Linked DNA regions of Mus musculus: region 1 is linked to region 2. Evidence: chromatin loops called from intact Hi-C (ENCODE). Cell type or tissue: left cerebral cortex. All regions are shown on one strand. Links, peaks and the distances in the headings refer to the core of each region. The heading gives the core; the rest is flanking DNA.

Region 1 (5,385 bases), core at 270-5,269, 99 kb after region 2:
TGGACCCTAAACCATTCAGGTCACCTCCTTTTAGTGATGAGAACATGAACCAAGCTCCCAACAGTTTGAAATGTTTCAGGTCACAGTTGCACCTGAGTGATGTAGGTGCAATTTCATGGATCTTTCTCCTACTTGATTATGGGTTAGATAGTGCTGGGAAAACATCAGCTGATAGAGCATGAATAAGAAGCCAGCTGGCAAGGCTTCTCATAGATGCCTTTAATCTCTGCACTCCTGAGGTCGAAGCATGAAGTTTGTGTGTTCAAGGCCAGCCTGGGTTATATAGTAACACCATGTCTTATTAAAACAAAACAAAACAAAGCAACAACAATGAAAAAGTGCCTGCAATATGAGTAATTGGAAGTGGAAATTTAGGTCGAGAATATATCGGACCTAGGACATAGGAAAGCCCCAACTGACCAAAAATCTCCCTACTGTTGACTAGCTTTTTAACTGTTTAACTTGGAAGGGGCCATGCAGGCTGACAGGGGAACAAAGACATCTACGGTTTTAACTAACATCAAACCCTGTATGGTATAATATGATCCTGACAGTCAAGATGTGTTTACTGATGCAAGAGTACATGATTGTTTATGATGTTATTCCACTGTTCTCTTGATTGGATTTGAGGCCTACACCACAGGAAAGAATTCATGCCTACTGCTATAAACATGGCCAAAGAATCCTCTGGGGAAATCACAGGTTCAAGGGAAAAGCTTTGGATGTTTATTAGATGGTCAAGTTGTCAAGTGTCAAGCTGCCTTGTAAATACCTATGGTTTTTTTTTTTTTTTTCATCTGTAGATGAGTGTAACTCTCAACCTTGGCCAGAGAAGGTTTCTTAAATTAGTGGGTGGTGGTTGGTGCAGAGATTTAGCACTGTTCAAAGAGCTGGAAGTAAATTACTGTGAGCGTTCAGCCATAGATGGGATGGCTATATTGACTCTCCCACCTCAAGGCTCAGGGAACATCTCAGAAGAGGAGGTAGAGATAATGTAAGAGGCAGAGAATGGGGAGGGGGAGAGGAGGAGTGGTGGGTGTGTGGTGGGAGAGGTAGGGGGAGTGATGGGAAGGATAGTGGGGAGATGGGTGGGGAGGGGAGGGGAGAGGAATGGTGGGAGGGGATAAGGAAGGGAGTGGGGAGAGGGGAGGGGTGGTGGGAGAGAAGTGGGAGGGGATGGGGGCGTGGTGGGAGGGGGTGGGGTGGGTGGAGGGGTAGTAGGAGTATGGAGGAGAGGGGTGGTGTGAAATGCTATTCTCTGGACTTTGGCCTTTGCACAAATGAACACACAGAAACCATGATTATCTGCACAAGACTGGCACAAGTTCAAGCTAGTGAAAAATTGCAGAATGGAGCTAGGAAAGATGCCTGAGGCTCCACCCCTAATTCAAGAGCTGTTGTTCTGATGGCTGGCCCAGGAGGGAAGCTCACTTTTCTTTGAGGAATGGTCTATAGCAGCTTGGTCATGTACCTGTAGACAATCACTTAATAACTAGACTCAGTGGATTGTTAAAGGCAGGGGTAAGAGAGACTTAAAGTGAGGGAGGGAGATATAGTGGAGGAGGGCTAGACAGAGATTAAGAGAGGAATTGGGGGCCTCTATTTAAGATGCATACTTCTATGAGAGTAACAAGAAAATGTGGGTAGAGACACAGAGTAATATAGAAATATTGGTAAATATTATTTTCTTATTTAAAATAAAAAGTTTGGACCAATTAGAGTTTGGCATGTGGTGTGAAATAAGCTTAATTAGGAAGTCTAATTAGGAAGACCATCACTCATCCTCACTGATTTGAGAGACCACCCATGTACCACTAAGAGATGTTTCTGAAACATCTTTCTATGTCCTGTCTGAATATGCATTAGTCCATTCTACTCTGTTGTGGATTGAAAATCAACATGGACAAAAAGTCAAACATTGAATTTTTTTTTTCAAACTACCTGGGTTTGAATCCAGTCAAGATGTGCTTACTGGTACATCTGGCAGTACGACTGTGTCTTATGGATATATGCACCTAAGGAAGACATCACACACACACACACACACACACACACACACACACACACACACACACAGAGTCCTGGATTTGATCATCTGCTTTAGTTTTCTCATCCATTACCTGTTGTTAATAACTACTTTGCTGGGAGCACAAAATAAAACAGCCGGTACAGTGTGGGCCTTGGCTTGTTTTTGCTTGATGGGGACAAGGGTAGATACACCATATGGAGTTGATGCTGAGCTGGAAACTAATGGGAAAAAAAAACACCATTTGATATTTGTACATTGACTTAGAAAATGTAAATGTCAACATTTCATAAATATATGTACTTTGCATATATAATAGAATATAATATAATCGCCTCCTGGGGAGGATTACAAAGTGCTAATAATTTTTATTATCTGATGCCACCTGGCGTCTTTTGCAAGTTACTACAATCTATATTTGAGAAGGTTTGCTTTTTGTTTTGTTTTGTTTTTGAATTTGCTTTTGAGATAGGCTGTGCCACCGGAGCCTGTGATTCTCCTGCCTCAGCCTTCTGAATGCTAAAATTCCACACATGCGCCACTATGCCTGCCTTATTCTTCTGAAGTTTTAGTAAAAATTAAAGATATAACTAATATTTTGGAGGCTTTTTTCCCCCCTGGGCCAGGCATATGTAAAATTTTGCTATATTTGTTTGTGTGTTAAACTAATCGAATAAATACTTACTGAGGAGCATCTGTCTTCATAAGTACATGATCTTATCATCACAGCATGTGTCTCAATGGGCTTTTCGTTGTTGGTTGTTTATTTGTTTTGTTTTTTTGAGACAAGGTTTCTCTGTGTAGTCCTGGCTGTCCTGGAACTCACTCTGTAGACCAGGCTGGCTCGAACTCAGAAATCCACCTGCCTCTGCCTCCCAAGTGCTGGGATTACCATGCCCAGCCCTGTGTAGCAATCGTGTCAATATTCTTTTAGTGTTTCCTCCGGGGCTAGTGAAATATTCCATTTTAATTTCTCTCTTGCCTTTGTATCTGTGCCTCTTTGGAAGGCTCTGGGGATAGCAATCTTCATTCTCACACACTACCACACACGGCTTTCGTGTCACATTGCTTCACAGAAACAAGGAGAGCCTTAAACAGTATAAACTCCATTTAGACTCTACCTGTTATAACTTGTCAGATCTACATTTTAGAACCCCTACACCACAATGTTATAACACGTTTTACTTAAAACAGCCATTTGTCTTTCACTACTAAGAAAGGAATATATGACGATAGCGTCTACATTTATCACCAATTGATTGCTTTTGATCCTTCTGTTTCCTTGTATTATTTATTAATGTGTGTGTGTGTGTGTGTGTGTGTGTGTGTGTGTGTGTGTGTGTGTGTGTGTGTGTCTGTCCCTGGGTGCATCAGGGAGGCATAGGACAACTTAGTGGAGTTAAGCCTTTCTTTCTACCATGTGGGTAGACTGCCGAGATCAGACTCAGATTTTCACGCTTGTGTACTAAGTACCTTTACTGCCAAGCCCTCTGGCCAGACCTGTTATCTTGTATTTGATATAATTTTCTTTCTTTCACTTATGATTCTAGTAATTTGATATGTCCCTCTGTCTCTCTTTCCTTCCCTCCTCCCTCCCTACTTACCCCCTTTTCCCACCTCTCTCTCTCTCTCTCTCTCTCTCTCTCTCTCTCTCTCTCTCTCTCTCTCTCACTCCTCCCATCTCTCATGTCTAGTGAAAGTTTTCTTTCTAAAATATATTTTCAAGGAAGTTCCCCTTTGGCTTAATTGAATTTTCTCTATCTTCTTTCACCAATTTCCGCTGTAATCTTTACTCGTTTCTTCTGTCCGCTCGATCTTCGTTTTCTCTTCTTTCCCTAGTTTTAAAGCAGAAATTTGGGAGGTTGCTTTGAGATTCTCTTTACTTCTAAGTGGACATTTTCAGTCATAAATCCCCTTCCAGATACTATTGCTGCGTCTGAACTCCCTAAGTTTAAATACACCACGCAGCCACTTAGCTTCATCTGAAAATATTCTCTAGTTTCCATTTCGATTTCTTCTTTTCAGCCACTGGCTATTTACGAGCGTGCTGCTCCATTTCACACACCCCTAAGTTTCCCAGAGTTTTCTGTTATTAATTTCTACTGTTATTCCATTGTGTTCAGAATGCATGCTTTATATTTTTCATTATCTTGACTGTGGCAAGGCTTGGTTTTGTACTCGCCCACAATATATCTTAGAGATCGTTCCTTGTATGTACGCTGTTGTTACTGAGAGGAGCGCTTTGTAGCTCTGTAAAGGAGCGAGGTGATGTGCAGCTGTCTTCAAGTCTTCAATTTTCATGCTGATCTTTTGCCTAAGGGTTCTGTTATTGAGATAAGAGTATTAGAATGTCTAATGTTGCTGCTAAATAATCCATATATTTCTCATTTCTGGAAATATTTGCTCCATGCATCTCATGTTTTCTCTTGATAGGTGCATGAATGTTTATGGTTATTCTATTCTCAGATGGGTTGACCCCTCTGCCACTTAAAAAAAACCAACCCTATTTGTGTATTGTAACATCTAGTTATACAACTTACTGTTTCTGATAATGATACAGCCATCCTACCTTTCTTAAGGTTATTCTCTGCACAATACAGTTTCATCTTATTTAATGGCTGGGATACATCTGAAGAATTTTATCACTAGAGGGTTCCTACATTGTGTGAACAGCATGTGTGGAATAAAAACCTAGATGGTGTATGTCAGTAACTTGGTGTGGCCTCAGGGCAATGAAGATGTGTGTAGCTGGCACGACACTGAGTTTTACAGGAGGGTAGTCCACAATGATAAGGACTACTGTATTCTAAGTGTACAATTGTGTGTTATCACTATAAAGCATTCTGTGCTGTGTATAATTGTATGTGTAATAGTTTTATCTATAGCAGGCAGCACAGTAGGTTTGTTTACACAACACCACCATAAATATTTGAATAAGGTTGTTATGCTACAATGTTCCAGAGACCAAGATATCATTAAGCAATAGAAAATTCTCACCTCCATTATAATCTTATAGGACCACTGATGTTTCAATTCCTGAAACTTCATGTGTAGCATATGGCTGTATGTTTTTCTTTTTAACTTTATTTTATTGTTGTTTTATGTATACATTTTTTTTTGTCTTTGCCTGTTTATGTGCACATGTGGGTGCCATCTCTCCAGCCCCTCCTCCTGCTACTTTTTGAGGAAGGTTTTGCTTGATAGCCCCGGCTAGCTACAAATTCTCATCCTGTGGTTTTTGTTTTTCTACTTTCTTATCTTTGAATCTAAAGTTGGTCTGCTATAGATACATAGCATTTAGTGATTTAAAAAAAAATAAATCTAGCTCTACAATTTCTACTTGAGTCATTTCATCTCTT
Region 2 (5,385 bases), core at 213-5,212:
TAAAGTAAAGCTCAAGAAAGAGTCGTTCCTGGACAACTGCCTTTAAACCACCGCCAGCTTCGCGGCTTGGGAACTACTGGCTCTCCTACGGTCAGATGTTTGATCTCCTGAGAAATATCGCGCGTTTTAAAACAAGTCATCGAAGCCTCCAGGTCGAAAAAGCGTTTGTCTCATACAGAAACAATTCCAGCAAGCATTTTGTTCACAGCACATACATCAAATGTCATTCTGTATCAAGCTATATATAACCCACTGTCTCGATTGCCCTAGCAACAGAACACAAAAAACTAAAGAAGAAACTTTTCACTTCTAAAGAAGACAGCCATCATAACCTATATTGCTAACATCCTCCGTTGCTAGAATACAGGGTCACACTGCAAACACACAACACAAATTTAAAGCCCCAAACTATTCCCTGGGATCCTTTAAACTTAACGTTTAAGGTCTCGGAAACTTTTTAAAGCAACAAAGCAAGTGAAGAAATGTTAAAACGTGAACATTTATGTTACAATTACTTCTGCTAGGAAAACTAAGTCACTCAATGACAGCCCTGCTCTGCAAACTCAACAGCTGAAGGGAAAGTTCGCTAATTTCAGTACACTGTACTTATGCTTATGCAGGCTTCTGAGCCATCCTCTAGGTGCTGCTGCGGAGACCCCCAGCCCAAAGCCTGCCTTCTTTCCCCTCCCCCTGACGGCACTGCACTGCGCAAAGCTCTCGCAGAGGGTAGCCTAACAGATTTGCTACTGGGAAACCACAAAAAAACTAACGTTCTTCAAGAAGCTAAATAATGTTATTTTACTTTTCAGTCGAAATTATACTACAAAGAGGTTAGCTAAATGGAAGAAGATAATGAGTGGTTTGTCAAAGTCTTCAAGGAAGCTGAAGTAGCGGAGAGACAGGTATAGTCGCAGCCCTCGTCCGCCTCCAGGCCTATCGCTCTATAAGGAGTACCAGTGCATAAGATAATAGGCGAGCTCGGGAAATGCGGGCGTCAGGGCAGGGTGGTTCCTTGGCTGCACTGGTAGCATCTGGTTAAGTCAGCTCCTGCATTCGCGGAGCTGAAGAGATGGGAGTGTTGAGGGGATGGGGGGTGGGGGGGAGTACGCCTTGAGAGTCTCATCTGATTAACCAGTGCACAACCGCGAGGTCCGCGGCGCCGCATCTGCGGGGACCCGAGCGCCCCCAACAGCCTCAAGGCGCTGGGTAGGGGGCGCAGGGCCTTGCCTAGCGCTGAAGCCGGGGACTGGCGTCTGAGCCGTGGGCAGCCCAAGGAACACCCAGAGGAGATGGGTGAGGCCCCTCGCCTGTACCTGCAATGGTCCAGGTCCAGCGATAGAACTCCACGGTGTCGTTGAATGCCGTGGACATCGCGTTCAGGACGCTGCCGGGCTCTGAGTCCAGCAGCCCCATCTTGGCGAGGAGAGGTACGAGCAGCGGCGAGAAGAGAGGCTCCGATGGACCGTGGGCGACTGCGGCGGGAACCCTGCTGGCAGCGGCGTCTCCTCCTCCTCCAGGCGCCGCGACTGGGGATGCAGGCGGAGAGCAGCGGCGAACAGCAGAGACAAGAAGCCGGAGGGCGGAGGAGGAGGAGGACCAGCCACGAGCGCCCAGCGCTGCTCCTCTCTGTCGCCGCGCGCTGCCGCAGCTCCAATCCCCTCGCCCGCATCACGTGGCCGCGCGGGGCGGGGCGGCGCCTCCTCTCGCCCCGGGCGCGGGGATGCTGCGGTCGCGAGTGGTGGCCGGCTTGCGCAGGCGCGCTAAGGCCAGCCCCGGGCCACCACCTGGGCCACAGGAACGCCGCAGGGGGACACCTCGTACCCAGTCCTCCTCCCCTGCCTTCCTGCCCACGGTTACCTCTGTTCTGCCGGATGCAACGTGGGAAACCGGACGGGAAAAAGTGGGAGTTTGTGGGCAAAGATGAAGTACGCGATGCATTTCTGGTTCTTGCCTATCATTCACCTCCATCACATGTGCTTTTGCTGTCTTCGCCTGTGGCACGTGCTTGTCACCCAGACAAGGAAATGCGGGTGGTTTCACTGTAAAGGAATGCCATTTGTCTTAAGCAGCGGCAAAGGAGAGTAGTCTGTGGTCACCCCGTAAATATTATTAGCATGTAGTTAAATCCTTGTGAGTATTGAAAACAGCGACACTGGCCGATCAAAGCAATATAATTGTACCAAATTAGGCTATTGGTAGTTCAGAGAGGATGGAGCCATAAGAATAGGCTAAAAGAGTCCACTTGCACCACATGAGATTCAGGTCAATCTGAAAGGGTGATGCTGAGGAGAAAAAGAGCAGTTGACTTGTGAGAAGAAAGCAGTCTCTATGAATAAATAGCAACAACAATAACTGCAGCAACAAAATCACACTATGCCATTTTTATAGTTTCTGACATAAAGCAAGATTTCAGTGAATGGTCCAATAACAAGTTCATATGCGTTTTATTCAGATGTGCCATCCACTTTTGTTTCGGCTTTTTTTCTCCACTTGACTGATTTAGAATGCTTATTTTAGAGGTCACTGAGTCAAATGCTCAACGTTGTTAACATGAGTACTACCTGAGCCCTAACTCTGTGCTATAAATAGCAAGTCATAAATATTTATGGTGACAAAATTATAACGCACATCACTTCAGAGCATAGTGGGAGTTGTTTAAGTAGAGAGAGCTTCGGCGAGGAAGGCTAATTAAAGGTAACTGATTTGCTATATAACTCAGACCCCCACAGCCTTCTTTACATGCTTTATTCTGAAATCAACCAAATGATATGATTTATTAATTTGTCAAATCTGCTTGCCAGAATGAAGTTTCTCAAATTAAAGAATTTCTTACACCTCAATTCCTAGTTACGAATCTAGTAACTACAAAGAATTCTAGTCAAATTTCATTTCCTTTGTTAATGTGAGTATGAGTTAGGTTTCCCTTTGCTTATGGTATTGGTTGCTACCTCTGTATTGTCTTGGAGTCTTGGATGTTTTTATGATGGAGAACAGATTCCTACCCTCACCTCACAAAATGTCACCGTCTTTGCTTATTTAATATAATGTGGAATCATTAAGGCAGCTTTATTCAAGAATTTTCTTGGAGCCTCTCTTCTACAGTGGAGGTCAGTTTGAGTTCCTTGTTCACTAGGGGGCGCCTGTCACATAAGGAAATCATAGACAAGCCCCATCAATGTTAAGTTAGAAATGGCAACTATATTGTTAACATTTTCTCTGCCTTACTTGGGGGCATAGTCATTTTTATTTATACTTAGGAGCTGTTCAAGCACATAAGAAGAAACAGTCTTAGGATGTATCCACCCTTGAGCTCTATTACTTGGTGTGAAGATTACAGTCCATTACTTAATATTGCTTAATTCACAAGTAGTTTACAGATACCAATAATCACACAGAACCAAAGCTTGCGTCTATGGTTTGAAAACATCCCTAGAAGTTCATGTGTTGTTGGATCTCAATCCCCAATACAGCAAGGTAGAGAGTTGAGACCTACTTGGAGTGGTGTGGATCATGAGGGCTCCCCTTTCATAAATAGATTAAGTAGCAAAGCTTTTTTATTTTTTTGACCAGGCTGGCCTCAAACTCTAAAATACACCTGCCTCTGCCTCCCAAGTGCTGGGATTAAAGGTGTGTGCCACCACTGCCCAGCGCAAAGCATTTTAAATTGTGAGTTTGGTCTCTCAGAATAAATACTTCTTAGTCGTCTACTTTTTTTACCATGGAATGATGCAGGAAACAAAAGCACCCTCACTAGATCTAGTGCCTTGAATATAGGCTTCCTAGTTTTATACTGTAAGAAATAAATCTGTATTCTCTACAAGTTACTTAGTCTTTTGAAAAGAAGCAGCTTTGAAGTGGGGTAATGGGTAGAGACTGGAAGAGCTTCAAGGGTTAGCTATAAAATTGAGGTTTTCCCAGGAACTGTTGGAGCAGCAGAGAGAGCATGGGGAGGAAAGACTGCATATCTTTATACCTAAGAGGTCACCAGCAGTAGAAGCACAGACAGTATGGGACATTCTGGTGATGTTGCAGAGAGAAATAAGAACAGCACTGAAAACGGAAGTAAAGTGAAGTTGGCTAGACTGCGCCCATGCCTAGGGATGTATGGAAACAGATTAGGAGTGATGAGCTGAAGTATATGAATGATAGAAGAATTTTCAAACCAAACGATGCTAGCAATTGCTTTTAGTTGGACTCATTAAATGTGAGAGACCTAGCAACTCTCTTGACTTAACAACTCATGTCTATCCCCAAACCTGCACATATCCTTATGGCTCTTTCCTCCTTCTCAAAACCCACAGAAGCCTTCTGGGACAAGGACTTTTAAAAGGAGCTTAAGTCTGTCTGGAAAGCTGTGTTTCAAGGCTGGGTATGTTTTTGGTGGGGGCGGGGGGGGGGAAGAAGATACTTGTAAACTCTCCAGAGCCAACAAGAATATACAGCTCTTTTTAAAATTTAAGTTATTTATTCTCAAATGAAACTAAATCTAATTTGAGCAAGAGATACATTTATCTGTCAAAGGAAAGAATGACACAGTAGCACTGTGACACTTAGTAGCAAACCACCCAGAAAGAGGCCAAGCTGGAGAAAGGTAACTTTCTTATAATTGACTAACTCCCAAGAATTAGTGGTATTTTTATATCAAATTACAAGCACCATTTCTGCTAAGACAATTGAACCCAGAATGCATGTGATAATGTACCTTCAAATATTCAAACAAATGGAAAGTTAGATAAATAAAAGTATATTTATCCTTCCCACTGGTATTTCTAGCAGTTTTACTTATAATCACTGTATGCTCTAAACAGTCAAAATGTCCCTTAATAAATAGATGATAGATAGATAGATAGATAAGACTGCCACAAAAGAATCTAACTATGTTACAAAATATTGTTTCCTCTTAAAAGAAAGAATATAGAGAAGACACAGACAGTTTCAGTAGTAGCTTATTTAACAAAGCAGAACAAATCTAATAAATACAATACGCCATACAAACATGGGGACAGACTGACCTCAAATGCATTGTGGAATTATAAGAAGTATCTTATAATAATATTTCTGAAGTGGGTAGCATATTTGCTAAGGTAAGATAACCCCTTCCTCCTCTCCCAAATCATGATGGTCTATTACCCTTTTAAAGAAATTCTTCCCATAATCCCCTTGAACTGTTACAATAGGGTAGGGATGTCAAACAACAATGTAAATATTACAATAAAGTCAGGGTCTTTGGAGATGCATACTCATTAGTGTGCATGTATGTCAATTTGGAAAGTTCCCTAGTACCTCATTTTGAATATATCAAGAAGAATCTAATTTCACATTCAAGAATATTTAGTCATAATGAAGCATTTTGTCAGACACATCTGTCTAGATCCAGGTGGAATT

The links. Peaks named below come from ENCODE experiments on the same cell type or tissue, not always from the same donor. Only the 100,000 strongest peaks of a DNase experiment are listed, where the experiment ranks them.
Region 1: it touches region 2 in a loop (9-fold over the local background); 27 of 42 quality-filtered maps call a loop at or near these places.

What each region holds. Positions count from the first base shown.
Region 1 is chr9:83,903,604-83,908,988 of GRCm38, forward strand. No RefSeq gene overlaps it. Among named protein-coding and RNA genes, the nearest start is that of Gm39387, 9.1 kb to the left of the region's middle. In left cerebral cortex, for the core only: a CTCF peak has its summit at 2,412 (motif pointing left); a DNase peak (open chromatin) is centred at 2,356.
Region 2 is chr9:83,804,626-83,810,010 of GRCm38, forward strand. It overlaps Elovl4 (elongation of very long chain fatty acids (FEN1/Elo2, SUR4/Elo3, yeast)-like 4), which reads right to left and starts at 1,680. Exons shown (of 6, transcript NM_148941.2): 1 at 1,314-1,680. The coding sequence starts at 1,413. In left cerebral cortex, for the core only: CTCF peaks have their summits at 651 and 3,123 (motif pointing right); DNase peaks (open chromatin) are centred at 715, 1,003, 1,629 and 3,131; H3K4me3 peaks cover 2,209 bases; H3K27ac peaks cover 1,801 bases.